Linked DNA regions of Mus musculus: region 2 is linked to region 1. Evidence: chromatin loops called from intact Hi-C (ENCODE). Cell type or tissue: gastrocnemius. All regions are shown on one strand.

Region 1 (5,000 bases):
CTGAGTGCTCCCCGGATTCCATCCAAACCAGAGTCTGATGGAGCTGGCACCTTTATGACTCTCTGCGGAGAAGAAATGGGGTTCTAAGGCAGCAGATACCCTAAGCCTAGAGGCTACCTTGGCAGCCAGCAACTAGCTATACCCCCATGCCAAGTATCTTAGTTAGTTAGGGTTTTACTGCTGTGAACAGACACCATGACCAAGGCAACTCTTATAACAACATTTAACTAGGGCTGGCTTACAAGTTCAGAGGTTCAGTCCATTATCATCAAGGTGTGAGCATGGCAGCATCCAGGCAGGCATGGTGCAGGTGGAGCTGAGAGTTCTACATCTTCATCTGAAGGCTGCTAGGAGAAGACTGGCTTCCAGGCAGCTAGGATGAGGGTCTTAAAGGCCACACCCACAGTGACACACCTACTCCAACAAAACCACACCTACTAGAACAAGGCCACACCTCCTCACAGTGCCACACCTCCTCACAGTGCCACTCCCTTGGCCAAATATATTCAAACCACCACACCAAACAAGAAAACACTGCAGAGTCAGAGACAAACATAGGGCCTCTTCAGAACATATCTTTCCCACGTCAAGGCAGACAGAAGTCATGAGACAACAGGACAATGAGACAACTCAGAAATCAGACAACTGAGAAATAAACCTCTGAATGTGGGACCCATGCTGGAGCTACACCCGGCTCTGGTCAGCCTTACCCTGCTTACTCTGTGCTTCTAAGGAAAAGGAAACTGGCAGGATCCTGGCTTGGGCTATGAAAACCAAAGACATAGGTAGAATGGATGTCAGTCTCTGGTCTTGCCTGGTAGGAAGTATTGATTTGAAATATGAGGTTGGTCTACAGCCATAACACCCTGACCATGACAGATTTCATCTGAAATGTGGGTTCAAAGCCCTAACGATCTGGAACTTTCCTTAGCCCAGGAGGAAGAGTTCATTTCCTGTAACCCCCCTCCGACCCCCATCCGGCCCCCAAATGTAGAAAGTCCCCTATGAAACCAGAAATAAATTCATTCATAAGACTTCATAGAGTGGCAGGGCAGGGGTGGCGCACACCTTTGATCCCAGTGTTCAAGAGGCCAGTCTCTGAGTTTGAGGCCAGCCTAATCTACAGAGTGAGTTCCAGGACAGCCAGAGCTACACAGAGAAACCCTGCCTCAAACAAACAAAGACTTCATAGAGTCTCCAATGATTTTTCTTTTTCTGGATTGGTGTTGTTTTCTTCACTGATTTCTGTCGTCTGCTATTGACAAGCTGGAATTGACCACAAAAGGCCTAGAAGAAGCTTGTTTCTGTGGCCCTAGACTATGAATCTTGGCTGAACAATGCAGGGCACATTTCTGATGAGCTGTGTCCCCGACATGAAGTACCCGCCTCATGTAGTTTGTGTCATCATTCCATGGTGACATTGACACAAGAAGGAAGCAAAGGAAGGGACCATGCTGTGCCTCGAGGGGTGCATCCCGAGCCCAGGCCTGCATCCTGTGCTCTTTGTTACCTCTCAGGAGACCTTATAACCAATGGCCCCACCTAAGAGTCTGAGCCCAAAACTTTAACTTTGCCCTATTTTGAGTTCCAGCTGCAGGCCTGATCTGTGAAGGATTTCTTGACCAGGGTCTGAGTCCGCTGGCGTCAAATCCTTCTCTCTCCATCTTCTTCCTGCCATTGACTCTTCTATCTGCCTCTCTAACTTGCAATCCCATCCCCAAGGTTTGGGGACCCTATCTCTTCTTCCACAGCAAAATAGTTCCCCCTTGTACCACACGACTACTCTGCCTTCCAGAGCTAGGAGAATGTCACAGGATTTCCCAGTTTTCCAGTGTAAAGTGAAAATTCACCAGCCGCTTGTTTAAATCTCACCAGTAATTTCTATCAGAGACAGGAGATGGTGAACTCAGGCCAGATCTATTCTAAAGGCTTTACAGATCCCTGGCCACAGGTTTCTGCCTTCTATTCTGCCTCCTGTATGAGTTGCTACCACTAGGCCGTGAGGTTCATATGAAAGTAAGTTTACCATGTACTTTTTGTTTGTTTATCTCTCTGTTAACTCCTTGTTTAAGGAATTCCATTGCTTTGCCAGCTAATGATGGCTTGCAAGTGCAAAGGAAAGCCACCAGGTGGCACTGTTCCCCTCACAAACATAAAAGAGGTTGTTTTAAAAAAAAAAAAAAAGAAAGAAAGAAAGAAAAAAAAAAGCAATTGGAATCCTTCAAGATAATCTTTTCCGTGGCCTTGGGGTTCTTGGAGGTTTACTTGCTCAGTTCCACATAGCTCCAAGAAATTTACAAAATTCCTAAAGCCCTCCTGTGGGTTTGCTTACTTCACTGGACTCAGCAAGGTAGTTGTAAAAGTTAGCTATCTTTATAGTAGGTGTGGTGGCAAACATATTTCGTCCCAGCGCTCTGAAGGCAGAGGCAGGCAGATCTCTCTGAGTCCAAGGCCAGCCTGGTTCGTGTAATAAGTTCCAGGATAGTCAGAGTGACCTTGCCAAAAAGAAAAAGGAAAAGGAAATAGATTGAAATCTGTGTAGAGAGTCCTGGGCATCTGGACTTCTGTCATATGCTCCTGTATGACGCCAACAAAAAGTCAAAAGCTGGGAGTCACTACCCTAGGACACATTCTGGGTAAACTGAGGCTCCAAGCAAGGAGAGGTGAAGCTCATGGCAGGTTGATGACACAACCTGTCCTTGCTTTGAGTCCTGCACTCCTGACTGATACACAGTCTGGGCTCTGAGGTTCTCCACACTAGGCTACAGTGGGAACATGAGTTCTGCAGGAGGGACAGGATAAGGGGGGGGACAGGGTGAGGACAAAACCAAAGACGCCAGTCTGTTCCCATCTCTCGCCAGTTAGAAATCTTGCCACCAAGAAAGGCTGTGACCTTGGGTCCTCTGACATCTATTTCTGTTGAGGTTTTCTACAAAGAGAAATTAGTTAAAATAACATGGTACAATTTTAAGACATTTCTGTTCCTGGGAAAGGTACAGGTGGCTGGGAGCACAGAACATGAAGATGTCAAGAGAGAAAAAAAGGTGAAGTGAAATCAATCTCTCTCTCTCTCTCTCTCTCTCTCTCTCTCTCTCTCTCTCTCTCTCTGGCTCCCTCCTTCCCCTCTTCCTTCCCTCCCTCCCCCCCCAACCCTAGTCAAGTTTGGCTCTGTTCCAAACCCCAAGGGACAAAGTAAGGTTAATGGTGGTACAATAATACTCTGAATGGGTGAAGTGGCAAACACCTGTTGCAGCTGGCTGCTTGCTGGGGTGGTTGGGGGATGGGGGTGCAAGCAAAGTTCTGGGCAAGTCAAAGCCTTGCGCCATTGAGTTCTTCATGGATTAACCCCAGCTAAAGCGAATTCTGGCAGGGAGCTGGAGATGTAACTCACTTGGTAGAGTAATTGCCTAGCCTGCACACAGCCAGGTGCAGGTCCCCATCTGCATCAAACAGGCATGATGGCATGTGCCTGTGATCCCAGCACTCAAGAGGTAGAATTAAGGGTATTAGAAATTCAAGGTCGCCTGGCAGTGGCTGCACATGACTTTAGTCCCAGCATTTAGGAGGCAGAAGCAAGTGGATCTCTGAGCTCCAGGCTGGCCTGGGCTACAGAGCTAGTTCCAGGACAGCCAGGGCTACACAAAGAAATTCTGTATCAATAAACAGCAACAACAAAAACAAAACCCCACAAATAGACAAAAATATTCAAGGTCATCTTGAGTTAAAGGCCAGGCTGAGGAATCCTTGTCAAAATAAAGAGGTGAAGCCCCTCCCACCCTGAGGTGACGCCCCTCCCAACCGAGTTCATCCTTGAGCCCTTTCTCCCTGACTTTGGCTGGTAGTCCGACTGGGAGTTCTGCACACAGTTTTGCCCAGTTCGGAGAGACTGTATGTGTTTCATACGTACTCTTTCCACTCTCACCCACATTTTCAGCGGTGCCTTAAGATGCAGGAAAGCTGTCCTAATCGTAGCTGGATCCAGGGTCAGAGCCATGTGTGTCTGCTAGGTGAGTTCGGTGGCCTCGGGTTACTTAAGATTTACGCACCTTAGGTTCCGCTTCATAAAGAGGCATGAAGAATAAAATAATCAGTGTAGAAGACCTTTCCACACGACCTATGGGCTAGCTGCAGCCACTGCTCTTAGTTTTTGTTTGTTTATGGGTGGGGAGGTGGAGGCAGGATCTCACTACATAGCCCAGGCTGGCCAGGAACACTTAAGAGATTCCCCCCCCCCCGCCCCCCACCTCTGCCTTTCCAGTGCTAGGATCAAAGGCATGTACCACCATGGTTAGCCGACTCAAACACCTTCTAAAGTAGAGAATATTCTCCTATTAGCTAGGAAAAACAATAGCCCACAGGAGGTAAACGACCTCTCTGTGCTGGTGTCTGTTACACAACAAATCACCACAAAGTATCAGGTTACAACAACACATATACATTGTCTGCCGTTTCCAAGGAGTCCAAGTGCAGCCTAACTGGTCTGCTTAGGGTTTCCCAGGACTCATGCTCTAGGTTCAAATGACTGTTTGCAAATTTAATTTCTTGAAGCTACTGAACTCACAGCACCTTGCTTTGCTGAGGCCAACTGACTAAGTCAGATCCACAAGGATTCTTTCTTTCTTTCTTTCTTTCTTTCTTTCTTTCTTTCTTTCTTTCTTTCTTTCTTTCTTTTTCTCATGAATCAACTAATTGTGGCCATTAACACATCTGCTTAATCCTGTACCTGTGTTATGTAATGTAACCTATTATAAACCCAGCAGCACCCTACATAATATGTTAATCCTACCCACATCAAGAGAAGAGAGTGAGGGGCCTGGAGAGATGGATGGCTCAGGGGTTAGAGAGCACCAGCTGCTCTTTCAGAGGACACAGGTTCCTTTGCCAGTGCTTACCTCACATAGCTCAGTAACTCCAATTCTGCAATTCTGGGGAATATAATATCTCAGGCCTTCAGAGGTACTAATGCTCATGCATACTCATTCACAGTCACACACACACAC
Region 2 (5,000 bases), 100 kb after region 1:
GCATGCAGATGTGTATACTGGATGCATGCCGTGTTCAAGGCCAGAAAAGGATGTTGTATACTCTGGAACTGGAGATCCTATTGTGAACACATTGTGAACTGCCAAGTGGGCGCTGAACCCTGAACTCTGGTCCTCTGCAGGAGCAGGCCAATGCTGACTGCTGAACCTTCTCTCCAGCTGCCCTACCCTGCCCCACCCCGCCCCAACCCATGCTTTGTTTGCCTTTCCTTTCCTTGTCTTTTTTTTTTTTTTTTAAACCTACTGGTTAATTTTTCTTTCTGAGCCCCTTGTCTTTGTCAAGCTTTGGCCTAGACCATACTTTGCATTATCTAACTAGCCCTCCAGAGGACATATTATTTCCACAAAAGAAGAAACTGACCTTCAGAGAAAAGTTTGTTGATTTTACAAAAATCATAAAACCTATTAGTTGAGGAACTAGTTTTAAATCCAAATACAAGCCGGATAGAGACCTGAAAATCCCAGCTACTCAGCAGGCTGAGGCAGGATCACAACCACCAGGCAGAAGACAAGCTGCTGAATTCTGGGATATCAGTGGCTCATAGTTCCACGCCTGGATTGGGGCCTGGAATATACACCTGCCGCAGAAGAAGAAGTGGCCCGATACCCCCGGGCCTCTGGGAAGAATCTCGCTTTGCGTTTTCTAGATGAGCAAGGGATGCGAGCTGAGCCAGAGGAACGGGACTCCTTGTCCTGGAGGTGGGGTCACTGCCTTTGGAGGAGCTTGTGATGGCTTCTGAACAAATTTCATAATGCCAGCCTCCTCCAGCGAGCCAGTCTTCAGACTCACTATTGTAGATGAGGTTGGAAATGGTAAGTGACTTCTTGGGGCCTCAGTTTTCCTGTCTGCAAAGTGAGTGGGATAGATAGGCCCCAGAGGGAAGACAGGATAACAGCAAGGTCCTGAGGGACGACAGGACGCCTCCTGCCCTTCTGTTATTGTTGGTCTCCATCCAGAGCCTCCCATCCAGTTGTCTCAACATCCCCGGGAGAAAAAGCAGCTCTTTGTGTTTGGTTTATTTAATTAATTTTGAAACAACGTGTTTATTGTCTTGCATGAATGGCCGTACTTATTTTAAAGGCTCTGGCCATACTGACCGGCATTAGCCAAAGCCCCAGCTGTGAGCTGGTACAGATCTGTTCTATGGTTTCCACTCACCAGACTCATGCTCGGTACGGACAGTGCTACCCTGGCCTCTTCCTTATTCCAACTGGTGTCAACATGTTCCCTGTGATGTCCCTGTCCTGAATCTGAGGTCTGCTGTTCTCATGCCTGCCCCAGAGCGCAGTCTGATGGCTGCTTCTGCAGGCTGCTCTGTAGCTTAAAGGCACTCTGGAAAAGGGGTGTGAGTCTCAGCTTGGTGGGATTTAGAGTCACCTAGGAGACACACCTCTAGACGGATCAGTGGTGTCAGTGAGGGCATCTTCAGAGAGGCTTAACTGAAGCAGGATGGCCTAGGGTGGCACTATGACAAGGGCTGGGGTCCTCCATGGGGTAGACAGGAGAACGGGAGCCGAGCACCAGCAGCAGTTCTGCTTCCTGACTAAACCCCATGTGATCAGCCACTTCTCACTCCCGCCATGCCTCCCCCATCCTGACGGACTGCATCCCTTCAAACTGTGAGCCAAACGCAACCCTTCCCTGAGTGCTTTGAAAGATGAGGCACTACAGAGGGCATTCCACGGCGTGCCTTCTCCCTGTGGTGCCTTGTCTGGGCTGAGCCTCTTCAGTGTTCATTTCTTCAGTTGGCTGCTTTGGGCTGTGGGCCAAATTTTTCACAGGCATTTCCTTCCACTTTGAATCATTCAGTCCAAACTTGTAGCCCCGGGGGAAACACAAGCCTGTATCATTTTATCTCAGCTGAGACATTGAAAGATTGAACGGTGACAGCGGCTGTGATTTTCTAAGGATTCATCATTTTGTACTCGATAAACGGACACTTTCCTCTGCTTAGGGACTTTCCCGTGATAGCTATACTGTGTTCACCTTTCGTTCCGAGCACTGATCTGACATGGGACCAAATTCTGAATATCTTGGGGCCTCTGTGCTCTGAGAAAGCTATGCAGCCAGAGGAGGCCACACGTAGGTATTCCTGGCAAGAACCTTTTTATCTCTGTAATAGGAGCCCCTGGGTGTGTGAGGGGTGCTCTTATAATCTTGTGGTCTGGGAGGAAGTGCAGAGCCAGGTGCACGCTGCAGTGGCCTTTGAGCACCTGGTGCCTTGGGATACTGAGTTGGTGATGCAGAGTGAATGGGAGACGGGAGCAGTCCAATAAAGGGAACTGAAAAGCAAATAAATAAATAGAAAGAAAGAAAGAAAGAAAGAAAGAAAGAAAGAAAGAAAGGAAGGAAGAAAGGAAGGAAGAAAGGAAGAAAGGAAGGAAGAAAGAGAACTTTCTAAAGATTATTGCTAGTTTTTAAATTCTAGGGACCAAACCAGGCCCTTAAACATACTAAGTGTATACTCCTCCATTTAGGTACACCGCTCTTCTCTATAAAGATCTTGAGGGTATATTTTGTAGTCCTCTATGTTAATAATCAAGTATTTTAAAGAATCTTTAAATTTGTTAAGGATCTGTTTTCTTTTGTTGTTTGTTTTTTGCTTTTGTTTTTTAAAGAGTGTGCCTGTGAGTGCTTTGCTCACAGAGGCCAGAAGAGGGAGTCAGATCCTTGGAGCTGGACAGTTATGTGTGTGGATCCCAACCAAAGTCTGAGCCCTCTCTCCACCTCCCCAGCCCCTCCCCACCTCACCCCTGCTTTGAAGATTTTTAACAGTTCCCCCCCCCCCATACTCAGAGGGACCTGAAAATGGAGGTGAGCCCGTCTCTATGAGATTTTTGCGTGTGTGTGTGTGTGTGTGTGTGTGTGTGTGTGTGTGTGTGTGTGTGTGTGTGTAATGTCGTCCAATAAGATTCACAGGAAGCCCACTAAACAGTCAGGACCTAAGAGGCTGGGTGGATTCTCCTCTCTGCAAGTTACAATCTCCTCACGGGGCTTTCTAATGCGGGGTGGGGTTTGTCGCCCCCTCCTGGTCAGACTGGGGAATGGCAGTCCCCTCAGGCTTTGCAGGACCCACTGAGGGGACCAGAGGCTGTCAACCAGCACCAAGTGGGGCTCCTCTGCCATCAGAGGAGTGCTTGAGCTGGCTGCAGCCCATCTCCGCAGCCTCGGTTCCCCAACTTTGGTAGACACCTCATTCTTTCCATCCGAAGCAGGTTGGTTGGCGGCTCTGAGGCTAAGGGAAGAGGTGGAAGTATCCCCGCTCTGAAAACCGCGCTGGCTTTCTGTGCCTTAGGTTTCCTCATCAGGCCGGCAGAGAAAAGAGGGATTTGCTGTGTTGGCCTGCGGTAAGATCCAAACTTTTCTCTTGGGAGCTGTGAATTATTTATCGTTTTCAACTGCAGCCCTCTGTGTTCTGTAGTCTCAAATACCTGTTTTAATATTCAGGGGGTGGGGATGGGTGAGTGTTGCTTTTATAAACCCCATTTTGTAAGCTCAGAGGCTCAGGCCCCAAGACACTAATCTGCCAAGACTCCAGGTCCACTTGACTGTCTTTTCTCTTTCTTTCTAAAGCTCCAGGACAATTTTTATTCGCGTTTGAGACGAACACCAGGCAAGCAAGCTGTAAACCTTGGCAGCTGCCCAGAGGAGGGAGATGGAGGAAAGAAAAAAATCACAGGGCTTGAAAGCAACCTCCTGGATGGAGGTGGGGGTGGGGGGTAGCTTCAGAGAAACAGCGAGGAAACCCAAGGAAGGCAGGGCCAGACTTTGGGAGAAGAGAAAGAAGTTACATTTCCCAGAGTGACCCAGAATGCTCAGCTCACAGTGGCAACCCCACTGTGACTGACCACTTGGGCTGTCTTATCTACCATTTTTTTTTTTAATACTGTGAATGACAGTTCCTGGAAAGAACTGCACGTTCCTTGGAGCCTTCTGCAAGGCTGATGAGCTGCTCAGAGCCGCAGTGATGTGGAGCAGTTGGAATGTGGCGAGTCCAGAATCAAGCTATCCTGGGGCATCTTTTTGCTCCCTTTATGGCCGTTCATTATACTCCTCTGCATATGACTTAACAACTTTGTGACCATTAGGTAAATCCTTTGGAATGTATGAATAGATCTCTACCTTAGCTTCCAACCAACCAAAGGGCAAAGAATGGCAGCTGATAGCATCTGAGGCCTATGTGGTTTCCCCTGCTTTGCCGTGACCCCCTTACCTAGTGTTCTTACCAATGCCTTTGCAAGTGCTTTGATTTATGACTTTGTTTGTTCTGTTGCTATAAAAACGTCATCGGACGGTTACCACATTCTGTGACTGGCCCCCAGAACTTAGCACAACTGACACCATAGTAGAGGCGCCATACTGATCTTAAAACCTAGCACATAGGCCTCCCAAACCTGCCAAAGTCGGAACAAAGACCTAATCCATCAAAGACCTGGCTCATTGTTCAGAAAAGTCCCTAAAAGAACTAACCTTGCTTTCTGGCTGGCTGAAGTGTGACAACCTGGATGATGTAATGTTGTGCATAAAAGACCCAGCAAGGGCTGTTAGAGTCGGGCTGCATGGTTTGGGCAAGTGGTTTGTGCAGCTGCCAGCCAGCAATAAAGACTACTTTTCAGCTTTAAGAGTGTCCATATGGGGGCTGGAGGGATGGCTCAACAATTAAGAGCACTGACTGTTCTTCTGAAGGTCCTGAGTTCAAATCCCAGCAACCACATGGTGGCTCACAACCATCAGTACAGCTACAGTGTACTCATATACATAAAATAAATCTTTAAAAAAGAGTGTCCATATGGTAGTCTCTGGTGGGCTTGCCTTGTAACAGTTGGATCATGGAGTTTGGGGTATCCCAAATCTGTATTGTTGGCTCTATAATAAGGTAATTTTCTTCCTTCCTTCCTTCCTTCCTTCCTTCCTTTCTTTCTTTCTTTTTTTTTTTTTTTTTTTTTTTTGGTTTCTCGAGACAGGGTTTCTCTGTGTAGTC

What was found. Hi-C counts contacts between places; a loop is a spot of excess contacts. Peaks named below come from ENCODE experiments on the same cell type or tissue, not always from the same donor. Only the 100,000 strongest peaks of a DNase experiment are listed, where the experiment ranks them.
Region 2: it touches region 1 in a loop (7-fold over the local background); 30 of 42 quality-filtered maps call a loop at or near these places.

Annotation. Positions count from the first base shown.
Region 1 is chr2:164,415,245-164,420,244 of GRCm38, forward strand. Rbpjl (recombination signal binding protein for immunoglobulin kappa J region-like) reads left to right here. Exons shown (of 12, transcript NM_009036.1): 12 at 1-204. Among named protein-coding and RNA genes, the nearest start is that of Matn4, 13 kb to the left of the region's middle. In gastrocnemius, a CTCF peak has its summit at 2,131 (motif pointing right); DNase peaks (open chromatin) are centred at 2,145 and 3,300; H3K27ac peaks cover 257 bases.
Region 2 is chr2:164,514,972-164,519,971 of GRCm38, forward strand. No RefSeq gene overlaps it. Among named protein-coding and RNA genes, the nearest start is that of Pigt, 20 kb to the left of the region's middle. In gastrocnemius, a CTCF peak has its summit at 3,071 (motif pointing left); a DNase peak (open chromatin) is centred at 3,059.